Regions from separate parts of the Homo sapiens genome. Here regions 2 and 3 are each linked to region 1. A link is a loop called in an ENCODE intact Hi-C map of the cell type or tissue named here. Cell type or tissue: GM12878. All regions are shown on one strand. Links, peaks and the distances in the headings refer to the core of each region. The heading gives the core; the rest is flanking DNA. Region 1 has its middle 180 kb from the start of DLGAP1. Region 2 overlaps DLGAP1 (DLG associated protein 1). Region 3 overlaps DLGAP1 (DLG associated protein 1).

Evidence for each region. Peaks named below come from ENCODE experiments on the same cell type or tissue, not always from the same donor. Only the 100,000 strongest peaks of a DNase experiment are listed, where the experiment ranks them.
Region 2: it touches region 1 in a loop (14-fold over the local background); 1 of 110 quality-filtered maps calls a loop at or near these places.
Region 3: a loop joins it to region 1, with 2.3 times the contacts of the local background. A loop is called at or near these places in 1 of 110 quality-filtered maps.

What each region holds. Positions count from the first base shown.
Region 1 is chr18:4,635,263-4,642,897 of GRCh38, forward strand. No RefSeq gene overlaps it. Among named protein-coding and RNA genes, the nearest start is that of DLGAP1, 180 kb to the left of the region's middle. In GM12878, for the core only: no CTCF peak of the experiment used is centred there; DNase peaks (open chromatin) are centred at 1,898, 4,519 and 5,249; H3K27ac peaks cover 1,262 bases.
Region 2 is chr18:4,316,133-4,323,767 of GRCh38, forward strand. All of the region lies in intron 1 of DLGAP1 (DLG associated protein 1), which reads right to left. Among named protein-coding and RNA genes, the nearest start is that of DLGAP1-AS5, 55 kb to the left of the region's middle. In GM12878, for the core only: no CTCF peak of the experiment used is centred there; a DNase peak (open chromatin) is centred at 4,079.
Region 3 is chr18:4,232,951-4,240,585 of GRCh38, forward strand. All of the region lies in intron 1 of DLGAP1 (DLG associated protein 1), which reads right to left. Among named protein-coding and RNA genes, the nearest start is that of DLGAP1-AS5, 28 kb to the right of the region's middle. RefSeq lists an enhancer at 449-1,366. In GM12878, for the core only: no CTCF peak of the experiment used is centred there; a DNase peak (open chromatin) is centred at 4,180.

The DNA of each region.
Region 1 (7,635 bases), core at 1,482-6,481:
GATAAACACACTCCCATGATTATTGCAGCACTATTCACAATAGGCAAAATGTGTCTATTGATGGACAAATGGATATAGAAACTGTGGCACATACATAAAAGGGAATATTACTCAGCCATAAAAAGAATGAAATCCTATTATTTGCAGCAACACAAATAAAACTGGAGGTCATTATGTTAAGTGAAAGACAATTATCACATGTTCTTACATGTGGGAGCTAAAAATGTGGATTTCATGAAGATAGAGAATAGATTGATGGTTACCAGATACCAGGAAGGGTAGGGAAAAGAGATGAATAAAGAGAGGTTGATTAATGGTTACACATATAGTGTTTGATAGAAGAAATAAGAACTGGTGTTCAATGTATCAATAGGGCGGCTATAGTTAACATTAATCTATTGTACATTTCAAACACATAGAAGAGAATAATTCAAATGTTCCTAGCATACAGAAAAGATAAATATTTAAGGTGATGAATACCTCAATTACCCCAATTTGATTATATGAATGTATCAAATGATCACATGTACCTTGAAAATATGGACATCTATTATGTATCAATACAAATTAAATTGTATAAGCCTATAATTAAATTATAAAAAATAAATAAATACAAATAAATGTTTCAAAAGAGAAGAATACTTGCTAAACTGGAGTTAATCAAAAGTAAAAACTTTTACTTTAGACACTTAACAGAGTAAAAAGGCACAAGCTGTAAGAAAGTCTTTGCAAATCATATATTTAATTTGAAAAAAGCCAAACTTCTACCCAGAATATATACAGAACTCAAAACCCTAAAAACCCCATAACCCAATAAAAAAATGGGACAATGATTTGAACAGGCACTCCTTAAAGAATAATATATGGGAGGATAAGCACATAAAATATACTCAACATTATTAGTCATTATATCAATTCAAATTAAAACCACAATGAGTCAACCTTGTACACTTTGTAGACTGGCTAAAGTTAATAAGATTAACCATACCAAGTATTGGGAAAGCTGTGAGGACCTGGAACTTTTGTATACTGCTGGTGGGAATGTAAACAGCACAACCATTTTGGAAAACAATTAGGCTGGTTTTAAATTTTTAAAAAACAGACATACCATATGATGTAGCCATTCCATTCGTAGGTATTTATCCAAGAGAAACGAAAGCACGTGCCTGTATAAAATGTAGTCCATAAACGATCATAACAACTTCATTTTTAATATCCTAAAACTTGAAATAAAAATCCAAATTTCTATCAACAGGCGAATGTATAAACAAACTATTATGTATTTATACAATAGTATCATACCCAGCAATAAAAAGGAATAAACTACAGACACACACCAAAACATGGATGGATTTCAAAATGCTTATATTGAGTAAAAGAAGAAAGAGAAAAACACACTCATATTGTATGATTCTATTCATACAAGATTTCAGCACATGCAAAATACACAGAAGTGACAGAGAGCAGATCAGATGCAAAATGATCAAAAAGCAGATTAAATAATTTCAGCACATGCAAAATAATCAAAAAGGCAGAGAGCAGATCACATGGAAAATAACAAAAAGTGACATCGAGCAGAGCAGTGGTTGCCTGGAACTAGGAGACCAGGGAGTCAACACAGGGTGCAACAAAACTTTGGGGAAGATGGATACTGATTGCTGTGATGGTTCCACGAGTGTCTATATGTCAGAACTTATAAAATGCATATTTAAAATATGTGCACTGTATTGTATGTTTATCATACCTCATTAAGATGTTAACAAAATAGAGGAAACTGCCAGATTTAGCTTGGAAACTGGTCAATGAACAAGACTCAGGAAGCAGGAAACAGGGCTGTCTCAAAGGCAGCAACAGGACAAGCCACCATTGGCACGTTGCCACTGCAAGATGAGTGTGTCACTCACTGCAGCATCCCACGAGAGAGATTCTGAGTAGTTCAGCTGCTCTCACAAGCCACTCCCAGTGACGCCTCATTACACCCATAGGCAGTGGACACATGGAATGAGCCTCCCTTCAAAACCATACAAAATGCGGGGAAAGATAATTCTCCTAAAGTAAACTGGGGAGGATGTTTGGAAATCTATGCAAGAAAGACAAAAACAGCAGTAACACTAGCTATATAAGGCTTTGGAGATTTTGTTGTCATTGTCCGAGTATTCATGCTTCTATCTCTTGTGAAGTTGTGAGCAATAGAGAAACTATTTAATAATTCACTTCTGTTATTTTTTCTACCTAGTTATTGAAATGCTTACATTATCATTTAGTACGATTTTATTTTATGTAGAATTTCTGCTATGAGACAGAACACCCTCTGCTTGTGAGTGTGTGTGTATTTATATTAGGTTGGTACAAATGTAAGTGCAGGTTTTGCCTTTACTTTTAAATGGCAAAACCCACAATTACGTTTGCACCAACCTATGTGTGTTCATGAAATACCTATCCCTGCATGAATTAATAAATCCCATGGGTCTTGGATATGGGGTGGCTGTTCATTACTTCTCAGTGAAGTACAAATGTGTGTGTCTGTTCATCTTTTAAATATAGCATTCCTTATTAATTTTAATTTCATAGCAATTTATTGGCACCCACTATGTACCTGATAGTGTCAGCTCTATTAGCATACTACAGCTAAAAAAGCTTAGCTTCACATATTGACAACACTATATTGTACAATTTTTCGTTGTCTCTGAAACAAAGAGACATAACACTTTGCCTTACAAGCGTTCACCCATGGATTCCCCATGTTCTCTGCCAAGAGTAAAATGTAGGGCAACTGATAAGAGGCTGCACAGCTAACACACAGGAGGAGAAGCCTGTTCTCATGGGTTTGCTTCTGCTTCTTACGGCTCATTTCACAGAAAATTCACTTTTCTGTGTCTTAATTTCCCCAGCTACAAAGAAAGAAAAAACTATTTATTTTGTGAACACAGGAATAGATAAAGATTCAGTGACTAGGTTTAATGGGGTCATTTAATTTTCTACCTAGACCTATTACTAAATACGCTGTAATTTGAAACAACAAAAATAGTGTGTGCTGTCAAGGCTGCCAGCTTATATAAGTAAACCTAACCATTAGAACCAACCGGTTTGTGCACGTCGTTATGACCCCAAAAGTTCCTATGCATATCGCTTGAGAAAAATTTCACGATATCATGGAAAAGTGGATGAAAATGACTTTAGGTTGAATTTAAACAGTTATTTTTAAAAGCCTTGATAAAGGAAAAATAATGCAACAGGTAGAGAACATGCTCAATAGTTAAATATTGGAACTCATCTCTAAAATGTGTAAATCCAGCAAGTCAGATTAACTACTCTCTTCTTAGTTCCTCTGGATATTGATATCATGTATATACATGGTAGAGATTTTCCCTTCCTTATTTGAAAAATTATTTGTGTAGCCTTGTCTGAAAATCATCTCTTTGCCTATATTAAATGATTTATAGGTCTACAAAAATTAGCATAGCAATGTAAATTATAGTTCCAGCTTTGTTACTAATTAGGCGTGTCATTTTAGTTATATGTCTTAATCTTTCTGGATTTCAGCTTCATCTGTAAGGTGAGGGGCAGAGCAGAGAAGATGTATAAGTGGCGTACGCACCGCCACTCACCATGCTGTTTGCGGCAAGCATTACTAATCAAGCATGACAATCTTTCCCATTGAACTCACACATTGCATAGGATCCTTTTCATCACAGCGTATCTCTGAATTAGATTTTACCTGATTTTATTGAACACTTACTATATGTCAGCCACTATTTAGGATACTTATCTGTATTAACTAGCTTAATTATGACACAATTATGACAGGATTCTATGAGGCACGCAAATTAATATCCTTATTTTGCAGATTAGGAAAGTAAGGCCCCAAAATTTACATATAGTAAGCAACAGAGCGTAAAATCAAGCAGCCTGTGCTTTCCTTCATTTTGTTACTTTGCCTTTGAGTTCTCTAGAGTCTATTTTAACACAAATTCTATGGGTAGTACTAAAAGCATGCCACAAACATTTGACAGTGAGAAGTATTCTCTGCTCTTTGGGATTTGTTTTATTTTGTTTTTTAGTTTCTTCACAGCTTTATTCTCAGCACCTAGCCCCGTGCCTAACAGATGGTGGACACTCAGTAAATATTGATTGAATGAATAAATGCTGCCATCCCCACAGCCAGTATCACTATACTTTAAAAAACAGGCTGTGAAATTATCTCTTTTTTATATTGCATCAGTCTGCTATTCTGCAGACTCCACATTGATCATTTTCCAGGCAGCATCTTATTTGGTTTCCTCTGGCAGGAGCTACAAAAAGATTAAGAGAGGGAGGAACCCAAGGGGAACTCCCAGCTGTCCTATCTAATGTTCTATCTCAGTTCTTCACTGGTTGAGAGTTTATTATCATTTTAACAATTATCTGGGACCCACAAGTAAGAGGTCGGCCACAGGCAATTCTTAATTGTGGGAGCAGTGATGATGCTTTGCATAAGCTGACTCTTGCCATGCAAGAGAAGCAGCCCGAAACGAGAGTGGTCAATGCCAAACTGGGAGGAGTTGTGTCTGACTAAAGAACAGATGTTCTTGTGTATAATTAGTAGAGACTTGCAGTGACCTAGGTGGTTATTTAACTCAAAAAGGAAACAGCCAAGAAGCCAAATTTGGATAATTTTGAGGGGATTTCATGGTGAGTCATTGAGCAGACTTTAACAATGACACAAAAAGAACAAATTGGTAATCTAGTGTTTATAGTGATGTATGTAGAATTAACATCAGGACAACTTAAAACCAATGACACTTTTTGTCTGGATCCTTACGCTTTCACAAAATAAACTAGTACCTAGCTTATCTGAATTATAAGCGATAACAAAAGCTACAAGTAACCAGAAAAGCACGTTTGGAAGATGCTTATCAGTGACATTTTCTACAAATTATGACAAATGTATTTGAGGAGTAGTCTTTAAGATTCCTGGCATATGCAGATGTCTATCTGTATCACATGATAACCATGACTTTGGAAACCATTATATTTCTTTCAAATGCCAGACTGAATCCAGATATGAATGCTTGGACAGCTTCAAATAATGAAAATAAGAGTGTGCTAACATTGACTGCAGTGTACGAGATAAAAAGTAGGGCAGAGAAGGAGCAAACATAGACCCCCCAAAAAAGGCCATTGGCAGGAGCTACAGAAAGATTAAAGGGAGATGAAAGGGAGGGAAGGAGCCCGAGGGGAATTCCTAGCTGATGCTAATTGTACCATAGCCACCAGCTACCTCATTGGGTTCCTTTGTGGTTAGCACAATGGGGTACTGGTTGCTGTCCTCCAGGGAATTCTGCACAGCTCTGAAAAGAAAGCATTTCATGTATTATATGAGGTTGAGAGAAAGGTGAATAAAATAAGTTGGAGATATTGTCATATTAAGAGGAAATTAATATCCATTTTAATTAAAGGTAATCAATATTGGGAGATGTAGCAGGATGCAGAAAGAAGAGAGTTGCTAATTTCAATGCCATTAAAAAGCTGTGACCATAGGCAGGTGCCAGCACAGACAGACATCAGCTGCATGTACACCTGCTGTTCCCTGTGAAGTGGAGCAGTGGTTTCTGTCAGGTTCAAAATCAAATCATGAATTTTGCCTACATGTTGTCAAACTACCTGGGATAGTTTCCTCCCTCTTGGCAGCCCCTGACCCAACTAGCATTGTCATACCACTTTGTAATAATCCAAAGATTCTTCATCCCAGGTCTGTCCATTTCCGAGAGGCCCATGTCCCGAAACTGTTCCTCTCCCCCTGCTATGGACTGAATTATGTCCCCAACAAATTCATATGTGGAAGTTCTAAGCTCCAATGTGATGGTATTTGCAGATGGGATTTTTGAGAAGTAATTCGTTTTAGATAAGGTCATGAGGGTAGAGCCCCCACGAAGGGATTAATGCCCTTATAAGAAAGAAGAAACACTAGAGAGCTTGCTTTCTCTCTCCAGCTGCCTGAGGACACAAGAAGGCAGCTGTCTGTTACCTAAGAAAAGAGCCCTCACCAGACACTGACCCTTCTGGCCCCTTGATCTTGGACTTTCAACTTCCAAAACCATGAGAAATGAATTCCTGTTGTTTAATCCACCTACTCTATGGTATTTTGTTATGACAGCCCAAGCTGACTGAGACACCCTCTCTGCCCCATGCCATCCAAAATCACACTAAAGCATAGAAAGTGTGTGGTATATATATATATATATATATATATATATATTTTTTTTTTTTTTTTTTTTTCATTTAGGTAGTTAAACCATCCGGGTTCTTCGTAGAGTAGGTCATGCAGACTTGGCCAAGGGTACACAACTGCTCTTCATCTCACCCACAAAATGAGAGATTTAGCTAAATGATCTATAAGTGTAGTCCTAAACTGCCTGACAGTACCGGAATCTTTCTCCAGAGCTGCTTATTTGCCAAATGAATATAATTGGCATAAAGCCTGCAGGAAAGATCTTGAGAAGGGGAGTCCCCAGAATTCATTCATGTACTTCATGGCATTTATCTCTGCCATCGTGATAGAAAAACAAGGCTTAGCAAATTGACCCTCTGCTTCTGCAGCTGCTGACCCCTGGTAATGTTAGAACAGAAGCAAGCTAACCCTGGAGGCTTGGACTAATTCTAGCAATGATAAATACAGCTTGCTTTGTGGCTGTCACCCTGCCTAGAGGACTGAATGGCCAATGGTAACAACCATTGCGCTTGTTATGCACTGCTCAAGTCTCCCATTCTGCTGAGCCGATGCTGGCAGTGCCTCTGCAGAGGAAGAGTCAAGCCCTTCAGAATCTATGGTTTCGGGTAATTGGGTGCTGCACCTCATTATGGTCATTACCAGGATGATATCTCCTTAGGGATTTCCTTTAGGGAAAGCAATCACTTTAGCAAAGTCTGAAAGGCAAGCATCTTTATCTGGTTCCTGTCATCCCAGATGTCAAAAACATCCGTGAAGCTGTGTTCTAGGGTATTATGAAAATTACTCCAAGGCATTTCAAAAAAATGGCTCACACTCTATTCTGGGATCTCTTCACTCTTTTATTTCAGTCCCTGACTAAAATGTAAGTGGTGTATGATAGCAACACTGTACTCCAAAAAAAAAAAAAAAGAGAATTTATCAAGCAGTAGGTTAAGAAAGCAATTTAAATGACAGTTCTTTTTCCTTCTTCTCACCTTTGCCCATGCAACTTTGTTCTTGTTCATCTACATTCTAACAGAATGGACCTAACCTAAAAGGAACTCTGAAATCAGTGACAAATGTGAGTGACTTAGACATGTGAAGGATGCCTTTAAGTGTTATTTGGCTCAAAAATAACTTCAGTAATTTTTACAGCTTTCCTGGAAAGCAATGAAAAATCACCTGAGGCGCAGTGTATTCACAAGAATGGGAACTTTGCATCTAAAATATATAGTCTTGAGAACTGGGAAGGTATTCAAAATGATACAATGTAACAAAGACCAGGGTTGGATCCTGGAGAATGTTTCAATGCTAAATTCATAAAATCATTGTTAAACCCATGTATTTACTTGTGAGAAAGAAAGGCAAATTCTATCCAGAAAAAAAATGTTCCTTAAATATCAATTTTAGAATTAGGTTATTTAGTCTGTCAAAGACTGGCTGAT
Region 2 (7,635 bases), core at 978-5,977, 320 kb before region 1:
GCCTATTTCTTAAGCCCAACTGGATCCATCATAAAATTCTTCCCTAAACCTCTCTCATTAACTTTGAGCTGCTAATGCCTATTGATCCGTGTGTTACATGGCATCGTGTAGGCTGAAAGTAATAATGACAGTAACCGCCTATTAACTGTTTAAACTCTATATTGCATACGAAAACACCACAAGTTCTGGTTGCCATGCACAGCCGTACACTATAGAAAACAAGTGGCTCTACCTCTTACTCTCCATCCTGTAGAAAGTGCTGTCACATGTTTGATGGGGAAGATGGGAATCAGGCAGGGTCGGGTGGCACAGTTGTAGTTAGCAAGCCTGCTTCAATGAAACTGCCACTCTGACACAGTCTTACTCAGAGATATCCCAGAAAACCACGGTCCTCTCCTATGGCTCCACGTGTGCCCTGGAGAGACATGTAAGAGTAGAGGGCACCCCAAGCACAGAAGACAACAATGATGGAGGCCTCTGAGAACAGTGTTGGCCTCTGTACAGTTTCCTGCCACTCTACATTCTCTCTGCATGGTTGCAGCCATATCCTGACTATGTGCAGGGAGGATTTAAGGCCGTCGAACTGAACACTTGACACTTTGTTCTCACACTGTACTGTGCCCCGATGTGATTAAATTAGCAGGATCAATCTCTTCCTGAGTCCGGTTACTGACTGTATGCCACAATTTGGCCACTAGATTTATAATTTTTTCCCATGTCCATATCCCTGCTGAGCTCTCCAGCTTATTTAGGATAGGGACATCAATTTGCGGTTGCCCCCGACCTTGCAGGAATTTAGGGGTTTCGTTGGCTTTTTCTACCAGCAGTCCCTCCTCTGCTTCTGTCCTCCTTCCCTCATGACCTACACCCAGGTCTACTGGTGAGGTCCCTGCTGGAGATACCCTAGACATGAGATACCACCAGCAGAGATGTCACTGGCCTATTTTGAAATCAGGTCAGGTTTTAATATTTCCACGCAAAATGTGAAAATGTAGGGGGGAAAGGAGAGCGCTGGATGCCTTCCTATTTCACATCCATGTTCACAGTCCTACTGATGACCTTAGATTCCTCACTGTATGGTTTTACCACCTGTTGGGACACCTATTCATGTAGGGCCGTCACATCCTTGTTACTGACACATTCACCGGCTTATTTAATTCTTCATCTATTACCATCTTTTTCAAATGATATGTTCTGCTCACTGAGCTGGACTTGTAACATGTTTGCTACGCTAGTACCACCTGACAGGTCATGACATAGAAAAAAATCAGATCCATGATAATTTTAAGGTATCATGACATAGAATTACCTTTGAAATTCTATTCCATGTAGTTTCTTGTACACTGTCACAATAAAGGAGTGTACTTCTTGCTCTATTTTCTGTTTCTGAAGTTAGCAGTGAAAGGATTGAAGGAAACATATGTTTTCCAGGGCTGTACAGTCACTCTTTCATGAATAACTGTTTCACTGAATTCAGATATTAAAAAGTTTGCATACTCCCTATTCACCCAGAAACTTGTTTCTATTTAAGTATCTCTTTTGTTTTCCTCTCGAATCTCAAGTGCAGATACAGGATGGGGAAGAAAGGCATAGAGCTGAAGCATAATTGGAACTTGATCCCCAGGATGATCAAACACAAACCTTAACAGCTATTGCCATTGGGCAGTTATAGAACAACAAGTAAAATATATAAAAAGAGCTAAAAGCTTTCCTTTTCTTTCTCTCTCTTTTTGAGACAGAATCTCACTCTGTCGGCCAGAATGTGAGTGCAGTGGTGTGATCTCGGCTCACTGCAACCTCCGCCTCGTGGGTTCAAACGATTCTCCGGCCTCAGCCTCCTGAGTAGCTGGGATTACAGGCGCGTACCATCACGCCCAGATAATTTTTGTATTTTAAGAAGAGACAGGGTTTCACCATGTTGGCCAGGCCTTCTCAGCCTCTCAAAGTGCTGGGACTACAGGCATGAGCCACCATGCCTGGCCATAAAAGCTTTCCTTTTAAAAGAAATATTTCCCAGCTATGAGAAAGTGATATTAAAAAAGAAAGACATACCATAATACCCAAATATGGCAAATGGCTCAAATACTTCCCAGAAAACTTTTTATTTCCAGCATCACTAAAACATTCCTCTGTGGCTTCACCATTCATAGCTTGAAAGAAAATTCAGTGCATTTCTATTGCTTGACACGGCAAAATTTACAAATACGTATAGAGAATAAGAATTATTAAGATGTGAGCTGTTAAACCATGAAGCTGCCCTGCTTGAAAAACGGTAGGAAATCTGAAAGTTGTAACATGATATAAAAATCAAAGACCAATTCAAGTGCAGGCTGAATCTAGAACAATGCATTAAGCCTTTGCTTACAATGTGGACCTGCTTGGAATTCCTTCTAATGCATGAAAGAACAGATCGGGGCAAGAATTGGTAGGATATACACACAAAGGCTTTTCTGGAGTCGATGCAGGAGTTCCATCTTGAGAAAAAGAAATCAGGGATAGCAAGGTCTCCTTTATTTATTTTTCAGAAAATGTCATTTTCTATTTGCAACTTCATTAAGAATGTGCATCATATGTCACCATATTTCAATAAAAAAACTCAGTGTACTCATCTGTTTAAATAAGGGCATTACACTGAAAATAATCTTTTAGATCCAGGTACTGAAGTTGTCATATGTTTATCATTATTAATATCAAAAACATTTTACAGGGCTTCTGGTTAAGACAATGTAGATGTTTTCATTTAAAGACACAAAATTTCAGTTGGATAGGAGGAATATGTTCAAAAGATCTATTGTACAACAAGGTGACTATGGTTCATAACAATGTATTATATACCTAAATGTTGCTATGAGAATGGATTCTAAAATGTTTTCATAACACAAAAAATTATAACAGTGTGAGGTAACGGATATTTTAATTAGTTTGATTTAGCCATTCCACAATGTATACATATATCAAAGCATCATGTTTCACACCATAAATAAATACAATTGTTATCTGTGAGGTAAAAAATAAATTAGTTTAAAAAGATATATCTATGGCTTTTTTAAAACAAAATTCCTAGCATATACTTGTTTTACTAAGAGCTACCTCTGTGGTAACAGTTTAAAAATTTATAAATGTATCACCTCTGGAACAAAAGAACAGTAACACTATCTTATGTAGCCCTTCATGCTTTGATTTTTAGCGATTATATTGTCCTAAATTATTTTCTTCTGTATATCCTAATTTAAACATTTAGTGGATGTCTAATTATGCTAAACAACATGAGGGCTGAACAAAGGAGTACTCAGTCTAGTTTGGGGACCAAACAAATACAACTAGTATATGAGACAAGCTCCATTAGGGTCATATTAATAATCAGAAGGGGGATCCTGGGAGGAGAAATTAACTTTAATTCTTGAAGATGACTATTGTAGAATGATATAGAAAGGTGGAGACATTTTAAGTGGGTCCAGAAGATTTTCATAAAAATTGACAAGAACAGAGGCAGAGAAGTCGGTTGTTGAAAAGGCTCAAATCTACTTACTGTGCCCAGGATTCAGCATTTCAAGGGACAGTACTAAAGTGAGAATGAAAAACTAGTAAGAGATGAGACTGATTGGCATTTTGTGTCATTAAATCCCCATCTGGCTTAGGCAATAGTCACTGAAAGTTTCTAAACAGGAAAATCACATTTGAATTTTGGGAATAGGACTCAGCAATATTTAGAGGAAATTCCAGCCTCCCTCATTCCTTCATATACACATTTGCCTCTTCTCTCCTCAATTCTGAGGCCTCTCCAACCACTCATTCTGGGGTCTCAGCCCTCCCACTCTGGGAGGGAACCCCATCCATCACTTGTCTCCCCTCCATTCTCCCTCCAACCTTGTCTTTGCTATTATAACCTTCTTGTGAGAATTTAATAATCCAATGTTAATTAAATTTCAGAAGAATGCCATTCAGAAAGGTAATGAGAGCAGAGTAGAAGGTCCTAGGGGCATTTCCCCCTAAACATCATGCTTTGAAAGGAGGCAATTATGAGAAAGACAGAGTGAGATACTGTTTAACTGCTCATTCTCTGTTTCTTCCTCCCACGATTTTCACAGCTGCTTGCGTCATTTTAGCTGGTGGGCTAAGGGAAGTGACCATAACAACTCCAAATATGGAAAAAGATGCCCATTTGATGAGTTCCCTTTTTGTTTCTAGATGCACTCAAGCTGAACAGGTAAATTGGAGTTACTTTTTAAAGTTATTTGAATTAAATATATTTATTTTTTATTAGAGCTCTATAAATGATATATTCTGTCATTGTCTCATGAGTTATAATCTCTTGTTCTCTTTAACACAGCCCCACAGTACACTGTGACTCTCTTCTTAGCCAAAGCAGTAGCAAAACTGAGTGGGAGGCAAATACAGAAAGCCAACAGGCAAGATGTGAAACACGGAACTGTATAATCAATGTGCCTGAGTCCCCTCATTCACTCTCCTGTAAACACAATCAAAAGCTCTGATTTTAATTCACTCTTGCCCTCATGCATAAGGAATTAAAGTTGCCCTTTCCAAGCTTTAAAACATCTGTGGTGGAAACCCTAATTACAATTTTACACACACACACACACACACACACACACACACACACACACACACACAATACCAATGCAAAAAGAAAACCCGTAAGATTAAAAAAGAATACTTCACAATTCTGAGACGTTTAATGAAAATGAAAAATTACCAAAGGCCAATAGTGCCCTAGTATTTATTGTGTATTGTGGAATTTAATAAAGCCTTTCTGGGCACTGATATTAAAATAACCTTCATAACACTTTTAATTCCAGAATTTCAGGATGGAAAAATAGACATTTTTGAGTAAATATCTCTAAGTGCAAATGAAAAATATTTATTAACTTCGTCATCATTTATAAAAGAAAAATATTTTGAAAGTGCTGTTATTAATCCCCTTTTTCTCATCTCTTAGTTTGAGGACTCTGCAGTCTCCTGCAGATAACAAAAACATCATTTTCCATATGCAGACTGAGATGAGAGACTCCTGGATATTGTCAGCACCTAATGTTCACTGTAAATTTATAAATATGTAAGATTAATGCTAACATAAAATGAGTTAGTGGAAATGATTTACACAGAATCAATCTGACTTAGCCATAAAACATTAATTACAAGTATTATGATACAGCATCATTATTATTTCACCTGTTACTAGATTTTATGATCATAGTAAAAGTACTCAATCATTGACAAAGAATGTAACTACAGAAAATCACTCAACAGCTTCAAGTCTGAGCATGAGGGTAGTTTGTCATTTATTCTCTACTACAGTGAAAAACACCAGAGTGGCTTCACATAGTACTGGAAAGTTTATCTCTAGCAACTTCCAACTTAAAAGTAGTCCCCACCCCACAGATCCTATTCACATTAAAATCCAACTATACAGACAGCAATGATTTCCAGAATTCAAGTATCCATGCAGATACTGAAAACAGGCTTTGAACACTCCTAGAAAATTCAGAGCAGACCATCTGAAACAAATACTAAACCAATTCGGTTAAATAATACAAAATAATAAGACTTTAGAAATGGCTACAAGAACTTACTATATTTTATCAGTTAAGACATTTCTTGTTTCTAGGTATTATGTAACAAAATGAGGCAGGAGAAGTAAATTAAGCGTACACCTTGAAACAATTTTTATAAATATTTTCTTTTTGCATGAGGCCAGATGTTGTCTCAAGCAAAAAGAACAAAGCTGGTGGCATCCTACTACCTGACTTCAAAATATATTACAGGCTGGGTGAGGGTGGTTCACGCCTGTAAACTCAGCAGTTTGGGAGGCCTAGGGGGGTGGATCACATGAGGTCTCAGGAGTTCGAGACCAGCCTGGTCAACGTGGTGAAACCCTGTCTCTACTAAAAATACAAAATTTATCCAGGTGTGGTGGGGGGAACCAGTAATCCCAGCTACATGGGAGGCTGAGGCATGAGAATGGCTTGAACCCGGGAGGCTGAGGTTGCAGTGAACCAAGACTATGCCATTGCACTCCAGCCTCGGCAACAGAGCAAGGCTCCATCTCAGAAAAAAAGAAAAAAAAAGAAAGAAAGAAAAAGGGAAAAGCATTACAAAACTATAATAATAAAAACAGCATAGTACTGGCATAAGAAGAGAACCATCAACAAAGGGAGTGGAATAGGAGAGGTCAGAAATAAACTCACACATTTACAGTTAATTGCTTTCCAACAAAGGTGCCAAGAATACATAATGAAAAAAGGTCAGTCTTTTCACTTAATGATGTTGGGAACCCAAGTAGATATCCACATGCAGAAGAATAAAACTGGATTCTTTATCACAAACCATATATAAAAATAAACTAAAATGGATTAAATACTTAAACGTAAGACCTGAAATTGTAGAACTGCTAGAAGAAAACATAGGGGGAAAGCTCCACAACAGTAATCTGGGCAATTATTTTTGGATATCACTCTCTGAAAGTACAAGCAACAAAAATAAAAATAGACAAATAGGATTGTATCAAAGTAAAAAGCTACTGCATAGAGGCCAGACGTGGTGGCTCACGCGTGTAATCCCAGCACTTTGGGAGGCCGAGGCAGGTGGATCACGAGGTCAGGAAATCGAGACCATCCTGGCTAACATGGTGAAACTCCGTCTCTACGAAAAAATACAAAAATTAGCCAGGCGTTTTGGCGGGCGCCTGTAGTCCCAGTTACTCAGGAGGCTGAGACAGGAGACTGGCATGAACCCGGGAGGCGGAGATTGCAGTAAGCTGAGTTTGTGCCACTGCACTCCAGCCTGGGCACAGAAAAAAAAAAAAAAAAAAAAAAAAAGGAAAAAGCTACTGCATGGAGAAGGAAACGAGAGACTGCAGAAACAACTCAGATTGGGAGAAAATATTTGCAAACCACACATCTGATGAAAGGTTTATATCCAGAATACATAAGGAACTTAATAGCAAGAAAACAAATAATCTGATTAAAAAGCGAGCAAAGGATTTGAAGGGACAATTATCAAAAGAAAACATTCCTATAGTAAATAGATATGTGAAGAAATGCTCATCATAACTCTCATCAGGAAGAGGCTAATAAAACTACAGTGAGATATCACCTTATACTTGTAAAAATGGGTCTTATCTAAAAGACAAAAGATAAATTTGAGAAATAACATGAAGAAAAGGAAACCCTTGTACACCATTAGAATAAAAATTAGCACAGCTATTACAGAAACCAGTATGGAGGTTTCTTAAAAGATAAAAATAGAATTAACACATAATCCAACATTCCTACTTCTGGCTATATATATAAAGGAATTGAAATCAGTGTGCTGAAGAGGCATTTGTATCCCCATGTTCTTTGCAGCATTGTTCACAACAGCTAAGGTAGGGAATCAGGAATCAACTTTATTGTCCATGAACAAATAAACTAATAGAGAAAATGTGGTTCATGGCACATACTCTGAAATCAACCATACAATCTGATATAAAACAGGACTCAGCAAATTAAAAAAACAAAACAAAACAAATCATACCAACCACACTTTCGGACCATGGCAAAATAAAAATAAAAACCAATACTTAAAAAATCACTCAAACCATAAAATTACATGGAAATTAAACAAGCTGCTCCTGAA
Region 3 (7,635 bases), core at 1,671-6,670, 400 kb before region 1:
AAGATTATAGGGACCACCTTGAAGCTTAGCTACTGAGTAATGAGGAGAATCATGACTGCTCATGAATTTGTTAGTTTTAAAATGTTTTATTTTAAAATTATTTTAGATTTATAAAAGGTTGAAAAATTGGCACAGTCTCCCATACCTTTCATCCATCTTCCCCTCATGTTAACATTCTACATGATCAAATCACAATGATCAAAAACTAGGAAATGCTGGTACGGAGTTATGACCTAAACTATAGATTTTACTTATTTCCCCAGTATTCCCACTTATGTTCTATCCCTGGCCCCGATCTAAGCCAGAAAACAGATTGAAGTTTGTTATTGTGTCTCCTTAGTCTCTTCTAATCTGTGGCAATTCCTTAGTATTTCCTTGTCTTTCATGACCTTAAAAATTGTACATTTTAAAGCTTACTGGTCAGATGTTTTGCATAAGGTCTTTCAGTTTGAGATTGTCTGATATTTTTCTCACTAATAGGCTGGAGTTATGGATTTAGGGGGAGATTACCTCAGAGGTGAGGTGCCTTCTCATCACATAATATCACAGGGTACATTATATCAACATGATTTATCACTGTTATTGTTAACCTCGGCCTGGTTACGATGTTGTATGCTGGCTCTCTCTACTGTAAAGTTACTGTTTCTCCTTTTCCATGCTTTATTTGTTAGAAGGAAGTCATTAAGTTTGGCCAACACTCAAAGGGAAGGGAATTAAGCTTCACCTCCTGGAGGGAGTATTATCAAGGAATATGCGCATATGTTAAAACCCCCTCAGAGATCAATTAGTTTTTAATTGGAGATAAAAGATACTTTTTGATGGAGATAGAAAGCTGTATAGGAAACAGATAACATCACAGGGGATCTGAGAAAGTATTTCAACTTTATTTTGATTATTCACAGTCCATTACCATTTCTTTATTCCTATACTTATTTTAATACAAATAAACATAATACAAATGTATTCTATTTTCCTCCTGTCATGCTATACTACATCATACGTTTTTAAAATATTTTGAGAAGCATGATTTCAATATTTAAATATCTTAATTTTCACTTCTGACTCAGTTTGAGCAAAATTCCAGTCATCTATAAAAAATGACACCAAAGAACTGTCCTCCAAACACAAGCCATGTAAAGTTTCTTTTTTGCTATTTTTTTTTTTTTTTTAGTTTCTTGGATGGAAGGTCAAATAGACATTAACTATAATGGTCCCTAATGATTACTAATAATGGTACCAAGAACATCTTGACAAAGTACTGGAGAGGTTCCCAGATAGCATATTTTTAAGACAGAAAATTATGTTAGTTGCACTAAAACTCAATTTTAATTAGCCATGACACTTACATACACTTTAAAGCTGATGAAGTGCTCTTCAGACTAACAAGTCTTAATAAGCTCTGTTTAAATTTAATTTCTATTTCCATTTGACAGTAACCAAGCAAAACTTGTGATTCACTATGATGATAACACAGCAGGGTTCAAGTGCTGTACATTTTCAATATGTTCTTAGTTATGCACCCAGCCAATTTAATTTCAAATGTATAAACTCTTCTACCCTTCCTTCTGAGAACAATAATTTACTTTGAAAGATTTCTTTGGATTTTTAACTTTTATAGAAAGAATATATTAAATGGAAAATATTTTATATAATACAGGCCTTTTGTTCTTCAAATTATAAAAACAATAACACTTCTTTGAATCATATTTTAGCAAATATATACCACTAGAAGAATGACAGGTGAACAAATTTAGTGCCACTCAGATAACTGTAGTAATTATATACTATGTCAACTCTCTACAAGTCTCAGCATCAACTCTCACTACACCCATTTCAACTCACGGCAATTTGGATAGATGCTGACGTTCTTTTTTTCCTGTTTTACTTATTCACGAAAACAAATCTAAAAGAATAGTTTAAAAGAAGTAAAAGAAAGGCATGTCATAAAAAAAGGATGTGCACGTGAACCCTGAACTTTGTGTTTAAATCTTCCTTCCTTCCTCCCCTCCCTTGTTCTCCCCTTCTCTTTCTTGATATGGGAAGAAAAAGAAAATTTCAGAGATGACTTTACTTCATTTGTGAAGCTTCCTGACTTCTGCCCAGTCAGGGTTGTTCCCTTTTCTGAGCTTACCCACAATATTTTTGTCTCTCTTCGAACACCCTACTCAAACCTGTTTTCCAGCTTATTGGAAGCACATATTCTTCTGTCCCTTGGTGAAGCACTCCTTCAAATTAGAAGAATGACACATTCATTTTGTACCCTCACGGGCCCACCACATAGTGGACACCCATTAACCACTTATTAAGTTGAATTTTAGAAAAATTGTTTGATTTTAAAAATTCAAAAAGTGCATATATTCAATGGAGAAAACTGGGGAAGCACTGAGCTTGCTGCACTCCCTCCCCTCAAATGTGAGGGGTAACTGGGGGCCAGAGGAGACATCGTGAGAGTAACATCATATGAACCACTTGGGAATTGCTCATGTTGGCCTGTAAAATAGCAGTTACTCTGCAAATCAAGCTATAATCCATGAAATTATCTAAGCTTTGTTTGAACCTGCTGTTTTTTTAATTCCTAGCACCATTTGGAATAATGTGTTACATAAAAATTTCTTTGTTCATTTGTTTTTGCCAGCACTGCTTAAATGAACACTTTCTCTTATTTGATTGAAAATACAACCCATTTTCAGTGTTTTGAGAAATAAAAGATAAACCCAAGTTATGTCTGTCAACATGGTTTACAGTTTTATAAATTTCAATTTCAATGTCTTTTTTTTTTTTTTTTTTTTTTTTGAGACGGAGTCTCACTCTGTTGCCCATGCTGGAGTGCAGTGGCATGATCTTGGCTCACTGCAACCTCCGCCTCCCGGGTTCAAGCAATTCTCCTGCCTCAGCCTCCCTAGTAGCTGGGATTGCAGGCATGCGCCACCATGCCTGGCTAATTTTTGTATTTTTAGTAGAGACGGGGTTTGGCCAAGTTGGCCAGGCTGGTCTCTAATGCCTGACCTCAGGTGATCCGCCTGCCTTAGCCTTCCAAAGTGCTGGGATTACAGGCATGAGCCACCATGCCTGGCCTCAATGTTTTTTCTCTATCTTCATGTAGCAGGAACTTTAGGACCAGATTGCCTGGGTTCAAATCTTGCCTCAGCCACTTAGTTTTCTGACTTGGGCAAGCCATTTAAAGCCTCTGATCCTTGTTAACTTTATCTGTAAAATGAGGATAAAATAATATTACCTGCCTCATAGGATTTTGTGAGGTTTCAATCAGTAAGTACATGAAAATGAACTCCCACATGGATTACATACAGTAAGGACTAAAGCAGTGTTGGACATAATTGTAATGATTATCAGTAGAAGTGCCATAATTCCTTTAGTCATTTAACATTCCTTTCGCTGGGTCTTCATCAAGTCCATTATGTCTCTTGGAAGGATAGTGTGCAAACTGCACCTAGTAAATGTGCCACTGAAGCACGGTGTGGTAGAAGGAGATTGCAATCATTTTCCTTGTGCTTTTACACCTCTTCCTCACAACGCTTAGGAATTTGTTCACTTATGTGCCACTGCCTTATACTGAACCAATATCTTCAAACATCAGTCAAAAGTGACACCCTAATTTACAAGCTGCACTTTATAGCTTAGACTCTTTAAGTTTTATAAATATTTTTTTCCCTCCCTTAAATGAGTTATCTTAATGCTTTAATGCAATGTTGTTTATTCCCCATGTTGAGCTACTTTCACTGATATTTATCTTAAGCGAGGTGGCTTCTACTAGATAAAATAAAATAATAACTGCGCAATTGTCTTTTCTAGCTGATTTACAAACATGTAAGGCCATGTCTCTACCAGTCGCCAGAATATTGAATAACCAATTGTTTGCATATAGGTCTTCTATTCTTATTCCTTCATTTTAATTTAGCAAACATTTATTGAGCAGTTAAAGAGATGTGCTTCGTGGCACAATTTAGCATGGGAAAAACATATAAACAGTTCTCCTACCCTTGAAAACTAAATAAATGAGTCACGTCTCCCCTGCTCCTTCTGGTTCAGGCATATTCACCCTGACATAGAACATTAGGGGTTTAGTCAAGACTGTGCTTTCTCCACTCTTCTCAGAGTTCACTGTCTGAAGCTATCGAGTAGCTCAGTGTTAGGACAGAGGGAAGTCGGGAAATGACTGTGTGTGCCTTTCTGTTACTAATCCTGAACTCGCCAATTAATTACCACGCTATCTGAAGCTTCGGTCCTTGCCTATTTGTGATCTGAAGGACAGGATACACCTGTAGATCCTGCACTGGAAACTCTAAATTTATACTTGTTGTTGTTTGCTAGTAATATTCATTCCCTTTCTCAGCAGTATACCTAGTTCTTTTTGGGGAATTTCCCTTCCTCCAGTGGGCGCAGTCTTGGTATGATGATAAGTCCTAGAAGCTAACGGAGACCCTGAAGCCTCCTTTTGTTAGGATTTTCAACTGAGTGGAGAAATGAAAGACAGAAAAAACGGTCAGGGTTAATGCCTTGATTCTGGGGAAGGACGGGGGTTGAGTGGTTCAGCCACACTGTTCCTGCCACCCACAGCTCTGGAAAGTCCAGGTTCCTGCCTTTTCTGAGACTGACTCTGCGGCCCTCTCTTCAAATTTGTTAGTTTCCTCAAGATCCTTCTAATACATTCTTGCTTGCTTATGTTATCCAGAGTTAGTTTCTTTTTTCAGCAAGAGGCCCTAAAAGACTCCATTTATAAAGAAAAAAAAAAAGGAAGCAATTTTTGCCTGAGTTATGAGTAGATTAAATTCAATATGTACAAATGGCTCCAGTGACAGCGGGAATTATTGAACTTAAACTAAGTTATGTTAACATGAATCACTTTGTAATTATTTCATATCACTGATCATGACTACTGCCAAATGAGTTATGAGTTGTAAAGCTATAATAAAAATATTATGATGCAATATTATCATACATGCCAAGTGAAACATTCCGTTAAATCTCTTACCTGAAGAAAAATCTGTAGATGCCATATGCCATTTAAAGTATTTCAGGTATAGCATCCTGGTTGAGCATCCCAAATTCAAAAATCTGAAATCCATAATGCTCCAGTAAGCATTTCTTTTAAGCATCCTGTTGGTGCCCAAAATGTTTTGGATTTTGGAGCATTTTAGATGTCAGATTTTTGGATTTGGGATGCTCAATTTGTATTTCTATTTGTACAAGGTAGGCTTCCTCTCTGTTTCATCAATTATAAAAGATAATGCTATTTTCTTCAAAATATTGTGAGTTAAATGAGATGGTATCTGTAAACGTTCTTAGAAGAACTTCTGTGAATTATGACCCCAATCTAAATAGACATTCCAAACTATTTTCTACTGAAAACCCAAGGTCAGGTTTATATCCCTGATACATAGAATAAAAAAGCCTGATATCTGAAGTTACTTAGATCATCAGAAAGCATAAAGCTAGCTTTTTAATTTAAGTCAATTTGACAACTTCTTGACAACATTTTGATGAATTGTGTTCTCCTTTAATTAAATAGAAGCAGAAAAGACGTCTCAGTGTTGAAATTTTTTAACTATGTAAATACACCGTAGAAGTTTTGAGAAATAATACCTCTTTTTCACTCTCGATTTTTGGTATCCTTCCTTCAAAAAACTTACTCAGTAACTACTTGCTGAGAAGTTTTATTCAGTAAATATGAACATGATGATACAAGATAATGAGGGATTATATATGTATAGCAGCACTATTAATTCTAATCAAAATATGTAACTACCCTTTCAGGTTACTGAAAGCAAATGAGCTGGCAATAGGAGCTGCTTTCATATTATTAGAAATGGGTGCCCTTTAGGCAAAGATCTCTCCAAGAGTAATCTGTGGACCACCTGCATCCAAATTACTTGGAATTACTTTTCAATAAGGTGAATTTGAAAAATGCCCCTCTCCACCCCAAATTATTGAATTATAATGTCTGAAGAAGTAGAATACAGGAAAAATCATCAATAAAAACTTTTCACATAATTTGCATGAACATCAAAATTTGAGAACTATAACTCAGATCATCTGTGGTAGACTTTATCACTGAGTAGGCAATAGTCAAAGTGGGCCACTATGTGATGCTGGGAGTGTTGTGCAGTGCACAACTTCAGAGAGTGCTGTTGGTATCACAGTCTATACCGTACAGCAGCTCTGATTGCAAGATTTAATTCATATCTTATGGTTGCCAAGGAGAAGTTACCAAAATAGCAACTGAGAGAATCTATCACATTTGCACTTTTCAAATCTTCAGCTTTACAATGTCATCAAGCATGAGATGTGTGAAGGACTGTGTTTTGATCTATCTCCTAAATCCTAAAGGGATAATTGACATCATTTAAAAAAAATTAGTTTTTTTCATCATTTATTTGATGAATTCTAGGTTTTTTAAACAAAGGAACTGAAGAAAGAAGAAAATCTTTTGTTTAGAAGTTTTGGGTCATTAAAGTATTGAATAAGCAATTTTACCTGCTGAGAATGATCAGCTTTTAGTCTGCAGTTTTTTAGTTATGTACTCAGAAGGTCCCTAAATAAAAAGAAAACTATAAAAATTGATTTCTTCTTTTTTTCGTATGGAAGTGGTACCAAATACTGCTTTAAAAAATAGTCTCACATTATAAAAATTAGCCCACATTCATGTGATATTCAGGGTAAGTGGCTCTGGAGCCACAACTAAATTGTAGCATCTCAACACCCGTTTCCTCAAATGAGATGCTAAACAAAGTGTCTTCGATTTAAAATCAAACTATACAGGCCTCCTTAGTTGCCTGTGTGTTGATGGATATTTTCAGAAACAGAATCTAAAATAATATTTATTTGGAAGGTTTACAAAGAGAGATTACTACTTTTCTCAGTGCAGATTGTCCAAGTTGGTCCAACTTCAAGAGTATTTTTCAATCTGGATATGAGTCTGCAAATCCACATTGAATCCATTAGGACCTACTTAATATAATTTCCTCCCCATATCTTTTATCCTCCTTTTCCATGCCCTGTTTGTTTATTTAAACCTCTTTTTTCATCTTCTTAGTCTTTCAAGCATGTCAAGTTAGTCCTCCAAAGAGACATTTCCTTTGTCTTGTAATTTACTTGTTGTGTTAGGAATTGTCAATTAACCAAATAGTCCTTTACTGAAATGCAAACTGGTTTTCAGATTCAAATAGTTGTTTTTAATAGGCCAGGAAATCCCAGTGAATAATTACTGTTTACATAGTTTCCACAGTGTTTATATGCATTTTTTAAATTTAAAAAAATGTGAAGAATTTTCTTACTTGTAGTTTTCCTTATAGCCTTGATAATGCATCTTATTACATCTATATTTATGCATTAAAATCTAGTAGGTATAATTTATCAGTAAGAATGACCACTATAATGCCTTAACTTTATTTACCAAATACACTGCTAGAGGAAAATACAATCAAAATAAAGATATTAGAAAGAAAATGAGAAAAAAGAAGATGACATAGATTCCTAAGAAAGTAAGTCTTTTAATAGGTTTCTGGAACATCAATATCAGACTAATTATAATCTCTTGAAATCAGATTTTCTGGTGAAAGTAGAACTTATGTAAGACCAGAATGAAAATGTCAAAAAAGAGATTAAACTCTGCATCAG